Regions from separate parts of the Homo sapiens genome. Here region 2 is linked to region 1. A link is a contact called in ENCODE Hi-C data. All regions are on one chromosome and are shown on one strand. The core of a region is the stretch at or near the end of the contact, and the rest is flanking DNA. Distances in the headings are between cores, read along the strand shown.

Evidence for each region. A loop is a pair of places that touch in the nucleus more often than their neighbours do. Pooled maps may share reads with other maps.
Region 2: a pooled map shows a loop between it and region 1 (4-fold over the local background). The contact joins the promoter of RNF215 here to the promoter of ASCC2 in region 1. A Hi-C loop is called at or near these places in 5 of 50 pooled maps.

What each region holds. Positions count from the first base shown.
Region 1 is chr22:29,837,024-29,844,322 of GRCh38, forward strand. ASCC2 (activating signal cointegrator 1 complex subunit 2) reads right to left here and starts at 1,251. Exons shown (of 20, transcript NM_032204.5): 1 at 1,155-1,251. RefSeq lists an enhancer at 1,524-1,583.
Region 2 is chr22:30,383,949-30,391,247 of GRCh38, forward strand. RNF215 (ring finger protein 215) reads right to left here and starts at 3,463. Exons shown (of 9, transcript NM_001017981.2): 1 at 3,081-3,463; 2 at 2,668-2,811; 3 at 2,122-2,193; 4 at 1,956-2,041; 5 at 391-547. The coding sequence starts at 3,365. RefSeq lists a silencer at 3,203-3,562.

The sequences.
Region 1 (7,299 bases), core at 1-2,500:
AGCTATGTAGATAAGGCTCATGAAGCTGTGGCAGCATTTAAAAGAGAGACCTGGCTTGAGGAAGAAGTGATGTCAAGGAAGACCTGAGTTTTTGTCTAAAGCACGGGTACAAATTAAGTAGGCAGGGCTGGGCGCGATGGCTCACGCCTGTAATCCCAGCGCTTTGGGAGGCCAAGGCGGGCGGATCACGAGGCCAGGAGATCGAGACCATCCTGGCTAGCAAGGTGAAACCCCGTCTCTACCGAAAAAAAAAAAAAAAATTAGCAGGGCGTGGTGGTGCATGCCTGTAATCCTAGCTACTCAGGAGGCTGAGGCAGGAGAATCGCTTGAACCCGGGAGGCGGAGGTTGCAGTGGGACGAGATCACGCCACTGCACTCCAGCCTGGGCGACAGAGCAAGACCCCGTCTTGGGGGGAAAAAATAAATTAACTGGACAATCTGAACTTTGAGCTCCAAAAGGACAAACAATAATCATGACTATGTCTGTGCCCACCACTGTATTCCCCTGCCAGGCAGGACAGCAAAAGCCAAAAGCTAAGAAAGGGAGGGGGAGCTCCCTACAAGCACCCAATTGCAATATGGCCTGGGAGCATCCCCGGGGCTACTGCTCCCTCAGCCTCTTTGTCATCATTCCTCTAGTCTCTCAATTAAATACTACTCTCCTCAGAGACCTTCTGATGGCTCTGCCTATAGTATCCACTCTCCCAGTTACTGTCATAGCTTTAATGACCTTGTGCATTTGCTTGTCGTTGACCATCTCCTCCCACTAGACTGTAAGCTCCATGAGGGCAGAAGCCTTGTCTGTCTTGCTTTCTTTGTATCCCCAATGTCTAGATCTGTGTCTGGCACATAGGAAGCACTCCACAAATATTTGCTGAACGAATGAATGAACCCTGAGGAAACTGAAGCCCCGGGTGTGAGGACGTGGGGGGATCGTGGCTGGTCCAACGCCACTCTGGGGCCGAACTTCGAACCCGTGGCTCCTGACCCTGGCGGCCAAGTCTCGAGAGGCGGCTCACAACCCCTCAGGTAGCGTAAGCGTGGGCCCCGCAATGGAGGCCAGAGGATGGGAGAGCCAAGGCTGCCCAAGGCATAGCCGCGGCTCCTCCGGGGTCCCTTGCCCTGCATCTGGCAGGGACCAGCCACGCACTCACCTCGGCGGCTCCACCACCGGCTCTGTGCCGCCGCCGCCGCCGCCGCCGCCGACCACGGTGACAGCTCCCTGAGCGCCCGCACTTCCGGGGTCAAACTGCGATTCCGCAGGAGCAGACAGGAAGTCTCGGCCTGGCCCCGCCCCCAGAGCCGAGCAAACTACCGCCGGGAAGCCGGACCCGGGTTGCGCCTCTCTTCTTAAGACTCCGCCCCACACTCGGCGTCTGTAGCCACGCCCCCTTCCCCTCCTATCTCCCTTCCTGCTTAAGCAGAGAATAGGTCAGCTGAGGGCGGGCTGTGTGATTACACCTCTCGGGAAATCCAAGTATGGCACCTGAGAGGACGTCTCGGAATCCCAGGCTTCCACCTTCTGCCCGACCTCCTTAGTCACCGTTTTACATATTTAATCCAGAAGAGAAATTTTAACAAGTCAAAAGCACGAACATAATGTTAAGCAGATGTACAAGTACAGACTGCGATTTCATTTACGGGAAATTCTAGAACAGACAGAACTCATGAGTAGTGATGGTGTTAAAATTGGTGGTTTCCTCTGGGGCTGTGGGCTGGGAGGGGCCACAAGTGAGGCTGGGGTCACCCCCTGTCTTCATCTCGGTGGTAGCCATGTAGATGTGTTCACTTTGGAAAATTCATCAAATTGTACGCTTAAGATTTGTGCATTTTTCTGTATGTATGCAATACAGTTTTGTTCTGTTTTGTTTAAGGAAGTTACAAGTATAGCTATCCTAAGAGAAGGATGCAATTTTTTCTACAGAATGTCTCAGGTAATGTAGGTTTAGTGGTTCCTAAGCCTGACTATGGATCAGAATCATCACAGAAAACTTGTTAAGAACACACATTCCTGGCTTCATCTCAGTGCCTGGTACACAGTAAGAATTCAAAACCAACCACCATCATTATTGGGGTGTTATAGAAGCCCCCGAATGGAGAACACAACCCCACCCTGGGATTGTGAAATATTTCCCAGGACACTCCTGCCAACCCCTGCTATCTGCACTAGGGCTACAAGGAATGCTTAGTTCAGTGCCTGTCTTCAAGGGGCTTACAGGATAGGAAGTGCAAGAAAACCAATAGCAATGAGTCAGTGTGATGAATGCAGGGTGCTAAGGAAATAGGAGAGATGGGCTGTAAACCAGAAATGAGATGAGAGGGGCTGGATATTATATTAGTTTTGTATTGCTGCATAACATATTACCACAAACTTATAACAACACACTGCTTGCCACTTATAACAAACACATTTATTTATTTATTTATTTTGAGACAGAGTCTCACTCTGTCACCAGGCTGGAGTGCAGTGGTGTGATCTTGGCTCACTGTAACCTCTGCCTCCCGGAGGTTACAGTGGGTTCAAGCGATTCTCCTGCCTCAGCCTCCCAAGTAGGCAGGACTACAGGCATGAGCCACCAGGCCCAGCTAATTTTTGTATTTTTAGTAGAGACGGAGTTTCACCATGTTGGCCAGGATGGTCTCGATCTCTTGACGTCGTGATCCGCCTGCCTCAGCCTTCCAAAGTGCTGGGGTTACAGGCGTGAGCCACCACACCTGGCCAACAAACATATTTATTATCTCACATTTTCTGTGGGCCAGGAATCTGAGGATGGCATAGCTGGCTCCTCTGCATCAGGGTCACCCACAAGACTGCAATCAAGATATCGGCCAGGGCTGGAGTCTCATTTAAAGGCTCAACTCAAAAAGGATCTGCTTCCCATGTCTAGTGGCTAAATTCAGTTCCTTAATGGTTGTTGGACTAAGGGTCTCAGTTCCTAGCTGGATTTTGGCTAAAGGCTTGTCACGTAGGCTTCTCCAGTGTAGCAGCCTGCTTCATCAAAGCATGCAAGCCTAAAAGTTAATAGGGAAGCCAAGAGTGGTGGCACATGCTTATGGTTCCAGCAGGTTGGGAGGCTGAAGCAGGAGGATTGTTTGCGCCTAGGAGTTCAAATTGAGCCTGAGCAACATAGCAAGACCCAGTCTCTAAAAATTAAAAATAAATAAATAAATAAAAGAAGGCAATAGGGGCCGGGCACCGTGGCTCATGCCTATAATCCCAACACTTCGGGGGGCTAAGGTGGGAAGATTGCTTGAGCCCAGAAGTCTGAGGCCATCTTAGGCAACATAGCGAGACTTCGTCTCTACAAAAAAAAATTTAAAATTAGCCAGGCATGCTGGTGCATGCCTGTAGTCCCAGCTACTTAGGAGGTCGAGGCAGGAGAATTGCTTGAGCCCAGGAGTTCGAGGCTGCAGTTAGCTGTGATCACACCACTGCACTCCAGCCTGCACAACAGAGCAAGACCCTGTCTCAAACAAACAAAAGGAGGCAATAGGAGATTCTACTAAGAAGAGAGAAATTACAACCTCATGTAACCTAATCAAGAAAGTGACATCAGTTTTGCCATGTTCTATTTGTTAGTAGCAAGTCACAGGATTTGCCCACAGGGGATTACACAAGGGCATGAATACCAAAAGATGTGAATCAATGGAGGCCATTCTAGAGTCTGCCTGCCACAGATACTTGGAGGATGCATATCAACCCCAGGTCTGCAGCAGAGGAAGTAGAGGTGCAGAGAGATAAAGACAGTTGTGATAATAATGACCACATTTGTCAAACCCTTGCTTCATCCCAGGCACTGGAATAAGCATTTTACACATATTATCTCTTTGACTTTTTTTTTTTTTTAAATGAGATGGAGTCTCACTCTGTTACCCAGGCTGGAGTGCAGTGGCACGATCTTGGTTCACTGCAACCTCCGCCTCCCAGGTTCAAGCCATCCTCCTGCCTCAGCCTCCGTAGTAGCTGGGACTACAGGCATGCACTGGGCTAATTTTTGTATTTTTAGTAGAGATGGGGTTTTGCCATGTTGGGCAGGCTGGTCTCAAACTCCTGACCTCAGGTGATCTGCCCGTCTTGATCTCTCAAAGTGCTGGGATTACAGGTGTGAGCCACTGAGCCAGGTGCTCTTTGACTTTTTGTAACAATGATAAGAGGTAGACGCTATTATGACCCCATTTTAAAGAGAGGTTTAAAGACTAGACCAGAGTCACAGAGCTGGTAAGTGGGTGGAGTGGGGATTTGAATTCAGCCCTGTTTAGCCCCAAGCTCCAAGAGATCTCAAGGGCCACAAGCTGCGTCAGAACAGTGAATGTTTCCCTTTGTTGCTGTTATTATTATTATTATTATTATTGAGATAGGGTCTCCCTCTGTCACCCAGGCTGGAGTGCAGTGGTGTGATCATGGCTCATTTCAGCCTCTGCCTCCTGGGCTCAAACAATTCTCTTGCCTCAGTCTCCTGAGTAGGGGTGACTATAGGCATGCACCACCATGCCTAGCTAATTTTTAATTTTTTTGTAGAGATGGTGTCTCACTATGTTGCCCAGGCTGGTCTTGAACTCTTGGGCTCAAACGATCCTCCCACCTCAGCCTCCCAAAGTGCTGGGATTACAGGTATGAGCCACCATGCCAGCCTGTTGCTGTCATTTTTAGGAAAACTGATCTTCTACTGACATGGAAGGGACAGAAAAAGGTGCCAGAAACTGTGTGTTTTTGTTTTATTTTGTTTTTTCTTCTCTGTCATCCACACACACTGGGCACAAGGAAAATGCAATCTGTATCTTGGTGATTAGTTGGGAGAAAATCACATACAGCAGCCTTTGGTCCAGGAAAAACTTAAAATAGTAGATCTGGAGAAAATATATGCACTGGTTCCATCTTTCCCTATGGGTACAAAGATGTTCATATCACTAAGGTTTTGGAACTAAATAACATGACTGTAAGAAGACAAAACATCCAATAAGTCACCTAACTTCTCCAAACATATCTGTTTTCTCATCTGTTAAACAAGGTAGTTAATATCCACCTCATCATCATTAGAAGGCTTAAGGCTGGGTGTGGTGACTCATGCCTGTAATCCCAGCACTTTGAGAGGCTGAGGTGGGAGGATTGCTTGAGGCCAAGAGTTCGAGACCAACCCAGGCAACATAATGAGACTTAGTCTCTCAAAAAATAAAAATAAAAAAACTAGCTGGGTGTGGTGGCACACACCTGTAGTCCCAGCTACTCTGGAGGCTGAGGTGGGAGGATAGTTTGAGCCTGGGAGATGGAGTCTGCAGTAAGCTGTGGTTGTGCCACGGCACTTCAGTCTCAAAACAAAACAAAACAAAACAGAAGGCTTAAATGAGATAATATAGACAATGCCAAGAACACAGTAGGTGCTCAAAAAATGTTAGTGAAAAGGAAGGAAGAAAGGAGACTCCCTATCAGCTGGAGCGTTAACTTTTACATTTCTTTCATCTTTCTCCCTTGCCTAAAGAGCTTAATGAGGAATGTTGGTTTACAAAGGACACATTCTTGTCTGAGCTAATATGTGTCCAACTGAAATTAAATTTAAAAGCTGGTTTAACAGGAGAGGACTCAAATCATGCATAAGTCATTTGCAAACATGCAAATACAGAGTAATTTCTTGGCCTGGCTTCTCCTCTAGATTAAAAGAAAAACAACTAATTTAAGAACAATAGTTTGGGTTGGCAAAAGAGAGGAGTGTCCATGGTTCTTAAAACCAACAAAGTGTAGGGGTAACTAGGGAGAAAACTGTCAATATTCGGTGCCACGAAATAGACATTGAAATATCTAGGTCTGAGTCTTGCCTGGCCCAGACACTCTGAGTCACCTCAGATGAATCAGTGTTCCCTTCTTTTGCACATCAGTCCTCCAGCAAGCATGTGTTTGCAGAGCACTCATTGTTGAGATTAGCTGTTGTTTGGCATCCAGTGTTTATTTCCTCTGTTTTCCTACCAATAGCAACTTGATCACTCCTTAGGGAACTGTCACTCCCATTTCAATATGTGTGGAGTGGGGTTGACCCCTTACCCAGAGTTTAAGTGTCCAAAATTGTATTAGTCATCTGGGGCTATGCAAGAAATCATCCCACAATACAGTAGTTTAAAACAGTAATAGGCCAGGCACTGTGGCTCACGCTTGTAATCCCAGCACTTTGGGAGGCTGAGGCAGGCAGATCACGAGGTCAGGAGATCCAGACCATCCTGGCTAACATGGTGAAACACCGTCTCTACTAAAAATCCAAAGAATTAGCCGGGCATGGTGGCGTATGCCTATAGTCCCAGCTACTTGGGAGGCTGAGGCAGGAGAATTGCTTGAACCCAGGAGGCAGAGGTTGCAGTGAGCCAAGACCACACCACTGCACTTCAGCCTGGGCAACAGAGCAAGACTCCATCTAAACAAAACAAAACAGTAATCATAGTTTTTTAGGCCAGGTGCAGTGTCTCACACTTGTAATCCCAGCACTTTGAGAGCCAATGTGGGAGGATAACTTGGGCCCAGGAGTTCAAGACTAGCCCAGGCAACATAGCGAAACCCCACCTCAATTTTTAAAAATAGTTTATTATCCCATATGTTGTCTGTGGGTTGGGAGTTCCAAAGTGGCTTGGCTGGGTGGTTCTGGCTTAGGGTCTCTCAGGAAGATGCAATCAGATGTCAGCTAGGACTGAAGGCTTGATTAGAGTTGAAGGATCCACTTCCATGGTAGATCATTTACTCACATGACTGCCAGGCTGGTACTGGCTATTGGCAAGGGGCCTCAGTTCCTCTCTATGGGGCTAGTTGAGTGTCCCCACCACATGTCCCCTGGCATCTCTCAAAGGGAACAATCTAAGAGATCAAAGCAGAAGCACCAATGTCTTTGTGACCTAGCTTTGGAAGTCACAAATTATCACTTCAGCCGCATTTCTACTGGTCGCATAGGCCAGTCTTGACTCAGTGTGGGAGGGGGTCTTACTATCCAAGGGCATGGATATCAGAAGGCAGGATCACTGGGGGCCATCTTGGAAGCTGCCACATCAATCTAATATGAGCCTGGCATATTCTAAACCTTCAGCCACAGTGATTGGCTCAAGAGTGGATACGTGATGTTCAAATCTTTTGTTTGTTTGTTTGTTTGTTTGTTTTTAAGAGACAGGATCTATATGGCCCAGGCCAGTCTCGAACTTCTGGTCTCAAGTGACCCTCCCACCTCAGCCTCCCAAAGTGCTAGGATTATAGACATAAGCCATTCCGTCCAGTCTGCCAAATCTATCCAGTGATACCCAATTCTGGTATCTTTATTTGAAATCAAAAGG
Region 2 (7,299 bases), core at 2,213-4,712, 550 kb after region 1:
TGGCAGAAGGCCTGGGCATATGCAGTCATTGGTACAGGGTGGCCAGAGCATAGGAAAAAGGACTAGAAAAATAGAGTGAGTGAGTGATGCAGAGAGCTGGGAAAGCCACGCAGAGGGGTCTGAATTTTACAGGCAGTGGAATAAGGCTTCCCAATGCCTGCAGAACATGAGGACGGCAGCTAACACTGACTACATGTGACCTGGCCCAGGCGCCCCAACTGAGCGCCCACCTACACCATGTCTCTGAACACTCACAGCACTCCTGTGGGGTGGGAAAGGCCGTCCTTGTCACTAAGGTGGGGAGAAGCCACAGGATTTTCAATACAAAGCCATGTATATGGCCCCACGAGCCTCCTTTCCCTAGGCCCCATGTAATCTGCTAGCACCCACCTGCTCCTGGGCACGACTGCCTCCAAGGCAGACCAAGTCCTGCCATCCTCCATAGCCATCCTTGGAGAGGCCACAGGTGGTCCACAAGGTCAACTTCCACTCGATATTGGCAGACAGGGACTCTCCGCTGGTGATCTCAGCCGTGGCCTGGGTCCTCCTGGGAGGGGAAGTCACCGGGGCCAGATGGAAGGACTCTTGGGAAGGGAGGCCCAGACCCACCCACCCCAGCTCTGCAGGAAAAGGATACCTACGACTGTCGCCCCTGCTGGCCTTACACTTTGCCCCAGGCCTTTTCCCTCTATTGGTTTTTCCAATTTTCACACCAGCCAGGCCAGGGAAGCCTGCAAGTCCATCTTCCTCCTTGCTGGGGCCAGTCCTCTCTGCCCACAGAGCCACTTCCTTGCTCCAAGCTCCAGGCTCTGGCACCTCCTTCCCATCCCCTCACCCATTTTTCAGCCTGGGACAGGACAGTCTTTCTTTTTTTTTTTTTTGAGACAGGGTCTCCCTTTGTCACCCAGACTGGAGTGCAGTGGCACAGTCACAGCTCACTGCAGCCTCTACCCCCGGGGCTCAAGTGATCTTCCCACTTCAGCCTCCTGATTAGCTGGGACTACAGGCATGTGCCACCATGCCCAGCTAATTTTTGTATTTTTTTGTAGAGACTGAGTCTTGCCATGTTGCCCAGGCTGGTCTCAAACTCCTGGACTCAAGTGATACTCCTTCTTTGGCTTACCAAAGTGCTGGGATTACAGGCATGAGCCACCATTCCCAGCCGAGAGGGCAGTCTTAAAGCTAACAGTTGGCTGGGTACGGTGGCTCACACCTGTAATCCCAGCACTTTGGGAGGCCGAGACGAGTAGATCACAAGGTCAGCAGATCGAGACCATCCTGGCTAACATGGTGAAACCCCGTCTCTACTAAAAATACAAAAAAATTAGCCGGGCATGGTGGTGGGCACCTGTAGTCCCAGCTACTTGGGAGGCTGAGGTGGGAGAATGGCATGAACCCGGGAGGCAGAGCTTGCAGAGAGCCGAGATCGCGCCACTGCACTCCAGCCTGGGTGACAGAGCGAAACTCCATCTCAAAAAAAAAAAAAAAAAAAAGTTAACAGTTAGGCCGGGCCCTGCCAGGCCCAGCCACAGTGGCAGCAGGGGCAGCAGCAGCAGCAGTGGCAACGGGGGCTCCTGCCTGTAATCCCAGCACTTTGGGAGGCCGAGGCAGGTGGAACTGAGGTCAGGTGTTCAAGACCAGCCTGGCCAACATGGTGAAACCCTGTCTCTACTAAAAATACAAAAAATTAGCTGGGTGTGGTGGCACATGACTGTGATCCTAGCTACTTGGGAGACTGAGGCAGGAGAATCACTTGAACCTGGAAGGCAGAGGTTCCAGTGAGCCGAGATTGCGCCACTGCACTCCAGCCTGGGCAACACGAGTGATACTCCATCTCAAAAAAAAAAAAAAAGGCTAACAGGTAAGGCCCTGGTCCCAAGCCCCCTCAGTCCATGGGAGAACCAGGGGCTCTCTGTACCCAGGGTCAGTCCTTTGAAGTCTAAATACCAACTCACTGCAGCAATGCATCCAACAGCTTGGTGACATTGGAGGAATAATGGAGGACGATCACTGGCCTGAGCAGAAGCTGGGATATGTCCAGCTGCAGGGAGACAAGGAGGTCAGCAGGCCTGGGTCCCCCTTTCCCCAGCTTGCTTACCCTCACGGCCTGGTCCGATTTACCTCTCGGACCACGTTGTGGTTCAGGATGAGAAGAAGCAGGGCAGAGGCACCCAGGAAGAGGGCCCGCCGCATCTGCAGAGGGATAGAAGGCGAGAGGCTAGCATATACCCTGCCTGCACACCTGTCTCACCACCTGCAGCCCTAGCTGCTCTTAGCTCCTGGCCCTGCAGTGAGCAAAACTCTGGACAGACTGCCATAAGCTCCTTGAGGTCAAAGGTGGAAACTGCTTTCTTCCTCCTGCCTCCCTTCCAGATGCGCTGTGCCTTCCCCGGTCCTATCAGGGCAGTCCCAGCAGTGGTCGTCAGCAGCAGCTCCCCCATCCCATACTCTCAGAGCCTGGTCAAGCTTCTCAACCTCTCTCTGGCCTCCTCTCACCTCCCTGCTTCGAAGCCATACTGACTCCATTCTTCAAACTGGGGTGCCCTGACCCACCAGGCCTAGGGCTTCTCTGCAAGCTCTTAAGGGCCCATCTAAGGAGGGCCTGGCTCTAGCAGATGCCTTGGAATCCTTTCCTCCAGCCCCCTCCCCCATAGACATCCCCTGCACCTGCTGGACCAGGGCCTTGGGATAGGCCTGCGGGCCACTGCCCTTATTCTCCTGGTGGAACTGGGCCGCCTGCTCCTTGCCCACGTATGCCACTGCAATCCAGCCTTCCACTGGTGCCTCCTGCTCGGCATCCACGATGTCCATCTGTGTGGCAAGGGGCCATGAGCAGAGGGAGGTAGGGTGTGGTGGGGGAGGGAGCCGGGGTCATCACAGTGGATGCCAAGGCCAGAGTTCCCAGAGCATCTGGCTCTCTGGTTTGGGAAGCCGGAATGCTGGGGGCCTGGGGAGCCTGGGGAGGGGCGCTGGACTCTCAAGGCTTGGTGGAGGATGAACGTCGGTTCAGGGTGCGGGGTCTCTAGGGAGGGTTGAGAGAGGGGTTTAGTGATGCGGCCAGATGGCTCAGCAGCGCTCACCAGCAGCAGACGACCGCCCAGCAGGGGCGCCGGGTCGGCTTCGGAGCCGATCCTGACGCCCTCCAGGACCAGAGCGTCCTGGCGCGGCAGTCTCACGTCCACCCGCACGGCGCGGGCTCCGCCCCGCCCCGCCCCGGCCGCCGGCTCGCTGCCGTCCGCCGCGGCCCCGGGCCCCGCCAGGCCCAGCCACAGCGGCAGCAGGGGCAGCAGCAGCAGCAGCGGAGACGGAGGCGGCGGCGGAGGCGGCGGCGGCGATCTCAGCGCGGGGCGAGCGGCGGGGCCCATGGCCGGACCCGGCGAGCTGGCCCAACAGTGGGGCCAGGGGTCCCGGGCGCGGGGGGGATCGGAGGGAGCGAGGCCGCTGCCGGACGGGGCGGGGCGCCGGGAGGGGCGGGGCCGCGGCCGGACGGGGCGGGGCACCAGGAGGAACGGAGTGGGCGCTTGGCGGCTCTCGCGCCCAGACTGGGCCGCGGGCGCCCCCTGGTGGCCGCGGAGAGCTCAGGTGCCCGCGGCTGAGGGAGCTGGAGAGGGGCAAAACCGGGGTCGCAGCGGGAAGGCGGAAAGTCAGAGAGAGGAGGTGCTTCGGCAGCGGACGCGTCAGCGGGGCAGACAGGAAAATAGTTGGAAAGGGCGACCTGGGGGAGCAGAGACACGATCAGAGCCTGAGAAGGGCAGGAGCAAGGGATGTCTAAGGGGCCTGGTGGCAGGCCCTTGTTCTGCGGCAGCCCCGTGGACCCACGGGGTGGCCAGGGCCAAGTCACATCCCTCTCTTCCCCGGTCCTCCCTGTCTCGACCCCACTAAACAGCAGGAGGCAGAGAACCAGAGACTGGCGTGGGAAGCCGACAGGGGAGATAGAGGGGCAGGGGAAAGGGGCTGGGGGGCAAGGCAAAACGAAGCAGGCAGGGACTCAGTGCCTCAGTGGGACCGAGAGGCTGGGTCACTTCCCTCATCTGTGAAATGGGCACCATAGGCCGGGCGCGGTGGCTCACGCCTGTAATCCCAGCACTTTGGGAGGCCGAGGCGGGCGGATCACCTGAGGTCGGGAGTTCGAGACCCGCCTGACCAACATGGAGAAACCCCGTCTCTACTAAAAATACAAAATTAGCCGGGCGTGGTGGCGCATGCCTGTAATTCCAGCTACTCAGGAGGCTGAGGCAGGAGAATCGCTTGAACCCGGGAGGCGGAGGTTGCGGCGAGCCGAGATCGCGCCATTGGAATCCAGCCTGGGCGACAAGAGTGAAACTCCGTCTCTAAATAAATAAATAAATAAATAAGCACCATGTACAATCAACACTGCCTCACCCCCAGCAAATAACTCAAATGTCTACTGGAATGTGGAAGTTCCACTACTGTTCTAAAACTTGTCCGTTTCTCCAAGGGTTGGGGCTGCTGGGAGCTGGCTCAGTCTGAAACCTGAGCCTTTAAAAATTGTATGGTGGGCAGGGCGCGGTGGGTCACGCCTGTAATCCCAGCACTTTGGGAGGCTGAGGCAGGCGGATCATGAGGTTAGCAGATCGAAACCATCGTGGCTAACAAGGTGAAACCCCGTCTCTACTAAAAATGCAAAAAAATAGCCGGGCATGTTGGGAGGCGCCTGTAGTCCCAGCTACTCGGGAGGCTGAGGCAGCAGAATGGCGTGAACCCGGGAGGCGGAGCTTGCAGTGACCTGAGATGGTGCCACTGCACTCCAACCTGGGCCAGATGAGCCACAACACTCTTTTTTCTCCAGAAAAATTGAAAGAATTTTACAGTGAACACCTGTAGGAACACTGATATGGGATGACCAAGTTGCTCCTGAAGAAGTGTGAGACGGGTATATAAGACAGCCCCCGATATCAGCCTAAAGACAGACAAATGGAACATGAAATAGGCCAGAAACTGACCCACACATCTAAAGATGGTGTACATCAGAGGAAACATTGTGTTTGTGGAGATACAAGGAGGCAGTAGCATGGACTGTTTGGTAAATTGTGCTAAGAAATTGAATTAACCATTAGGAGAAGAAATTAGACCCCTATTACATACACATCATATACAAAATATGAATTCCATATAGATTAAAGACCTAAATAAGAAAAGTAAAAGTTTAAGCATTAAAAAATTATTTATGCATTTATTTTTGAGACAGGGTCTCTCTCTGTTGCCCAGGCTGGAATGCAATGGTGCCTTCTCAGCTCATTGCAACCTCCAGGGTCAACTGATTCTCCCACCTCAGCCTCCAAAGTAGCTGAGACCACAGGGGTGTGTCACCATGCCCAGCTAATTTTTTTTTTTTTTTTTTTTTTTTTTGTAGAGACAGGGTTTCACCATGTTGCCCACGCTGGTCTTGAACTCCTGGGCTCAAGGGAACTGCCTGCCTCAGCCTCCCAAAGTGCTGGGCTTACAGGCAATAGCCACTGCACGTAGCTAGATTCTCTGTTCTGTTCCATTGGTCTATAGTAGTCTCCCCTTACCTGAGGTTTTAGTTACCTTCAGCCAACCGAGGTCCAAAAAAATATTAAATGGAAAATTCCAGAAATAAACAGTTCATAAGTTTTAAATTGCATGCTGTTCTGAGTAGCATGATGAAATCTCTTGCCCTTCCTCTCCATCCCTCCCTGGATATGAATCCTCCCCACGCTGTAAATGTTACCACCTGTTAGTCACTTAGTAGGCCTCAGAGTTATCAGATTGAAGAAACACAGTATGTTTTCAGCACTACCTGAGGTTTCCGGCATCCACTGAGGATCTTGGAATGTATCGCCCAAGGATAAAGGATCACTAATTGGATATGTTACTAACGTTTTTTCATATGTGGGAAAGCACTCTTCATAAGCTACAAAATGCACTGTGGAAGCCCCGTGGTGCCCGTGAAGAGGCTTGCTTCTCCATTTCTGTGACTGTCCCAGCCCATCTGTCAGCCCCAACAACAGGGTTGCAAGGATGCACCCTGTAATCAGCCAGGTCTTTGGCTCCATGTTCTGCCTGCCCTGTCCCCACTTTCTCCCTACCCTTCACCCCACTGACCTAGTCACCCCTCAACATACACACTCCAACCAGATGCAGGTCCTTGTTCACGCTTGTCCCCCACCTAGAACACAGTTCTGCTTCCCTACAAATATCCACATCCTAGCCTTCCATCAGTGGGAGCCGGAGCCCCCTTGCAAACTTGGTGGGTAACCAGTTCCCTGTGGTGTGTTCTTCCATGGGGTAACCCCTGGTTATCGCAGAAGGAACAAGAGCTGGAGGATGTTACCTCAACGTGGGTGGGTGTAGCTCAGCCCAGCCAGGGGCCTTCTGCTGCTTTGGGGTGAGGAGGGTTAGGGGGTGGGTAAAGAAACAGTAAAGATTGGAGCCAATGCTGGCGGGGGGCAGAGTGCAGTGTAAGCCCAGGAAGTGAGGCAGCCAAGGGTGGGAGATTGACTGCAAGGAGACGAGTGACCTTGAGGCCCTGCCTGGGAGTGGAGTATCTGAGGAGAAGGGGACTGGAGGACCCCAGAAGCGGGGGAAGGGATGCCAGCTAAGAGACATGCAGGCACCCTGCTCCCAGGGATGGACAACAGGACCCTCAGCCCTGTGGGCTCTCTCTGGAGTAGCCCAACCCGCAGATCCAAACTCCCAAGAGAGGGTGGGGAGCTAGAGCGGACAGGACTGTCACTCTCTCACCATGGGCCTCTGGGCAAGCCACTTCCGTTTTCTTGGCCTGTGTCCTCAGTTGTAAAATGGGAGCTTGGACTAAATGACTTGGGAGGGCCTTTCATCAGACATGCTGTGATTCCAAGTAGCTTGTTTCTTGGGATACAAGGTTTCCTGGCCCTGGGCTGGGCAGAGACCTGCATGGAGAAGGCCCCAATTCCTCTGTCTCTCCTTATTCTGTAAAGTTGCAGGGGGACCTAGGAAGAAACAAAGCTACTAATGAAAGTGTGAGGCATGGAATATGTTACCTCAGCAGTGGAAGGGGGTGGTGATGAGGATGAAATGTTTTAGAATTGGTACCAGGAATGGGGTGTATGACAAGGCCCTTGAATTCCGTGAACCTGAGCCCTCTGCTTCTCTTCCTTTGCTGTGAAATGAGTTATTTGGTCACACACCAGGCTGTGCAAATGCCAAAAAAAAGGCATTCCGTGAGTACACAGATGGTGGTGCTGGCAGAAGGATGAAGGGCAGGGAAGGCAAATCCACATCTAGAATATGTGTCTATTCCAGTGAGCATGAACCTGGGCCCCACCTATGAGGAAG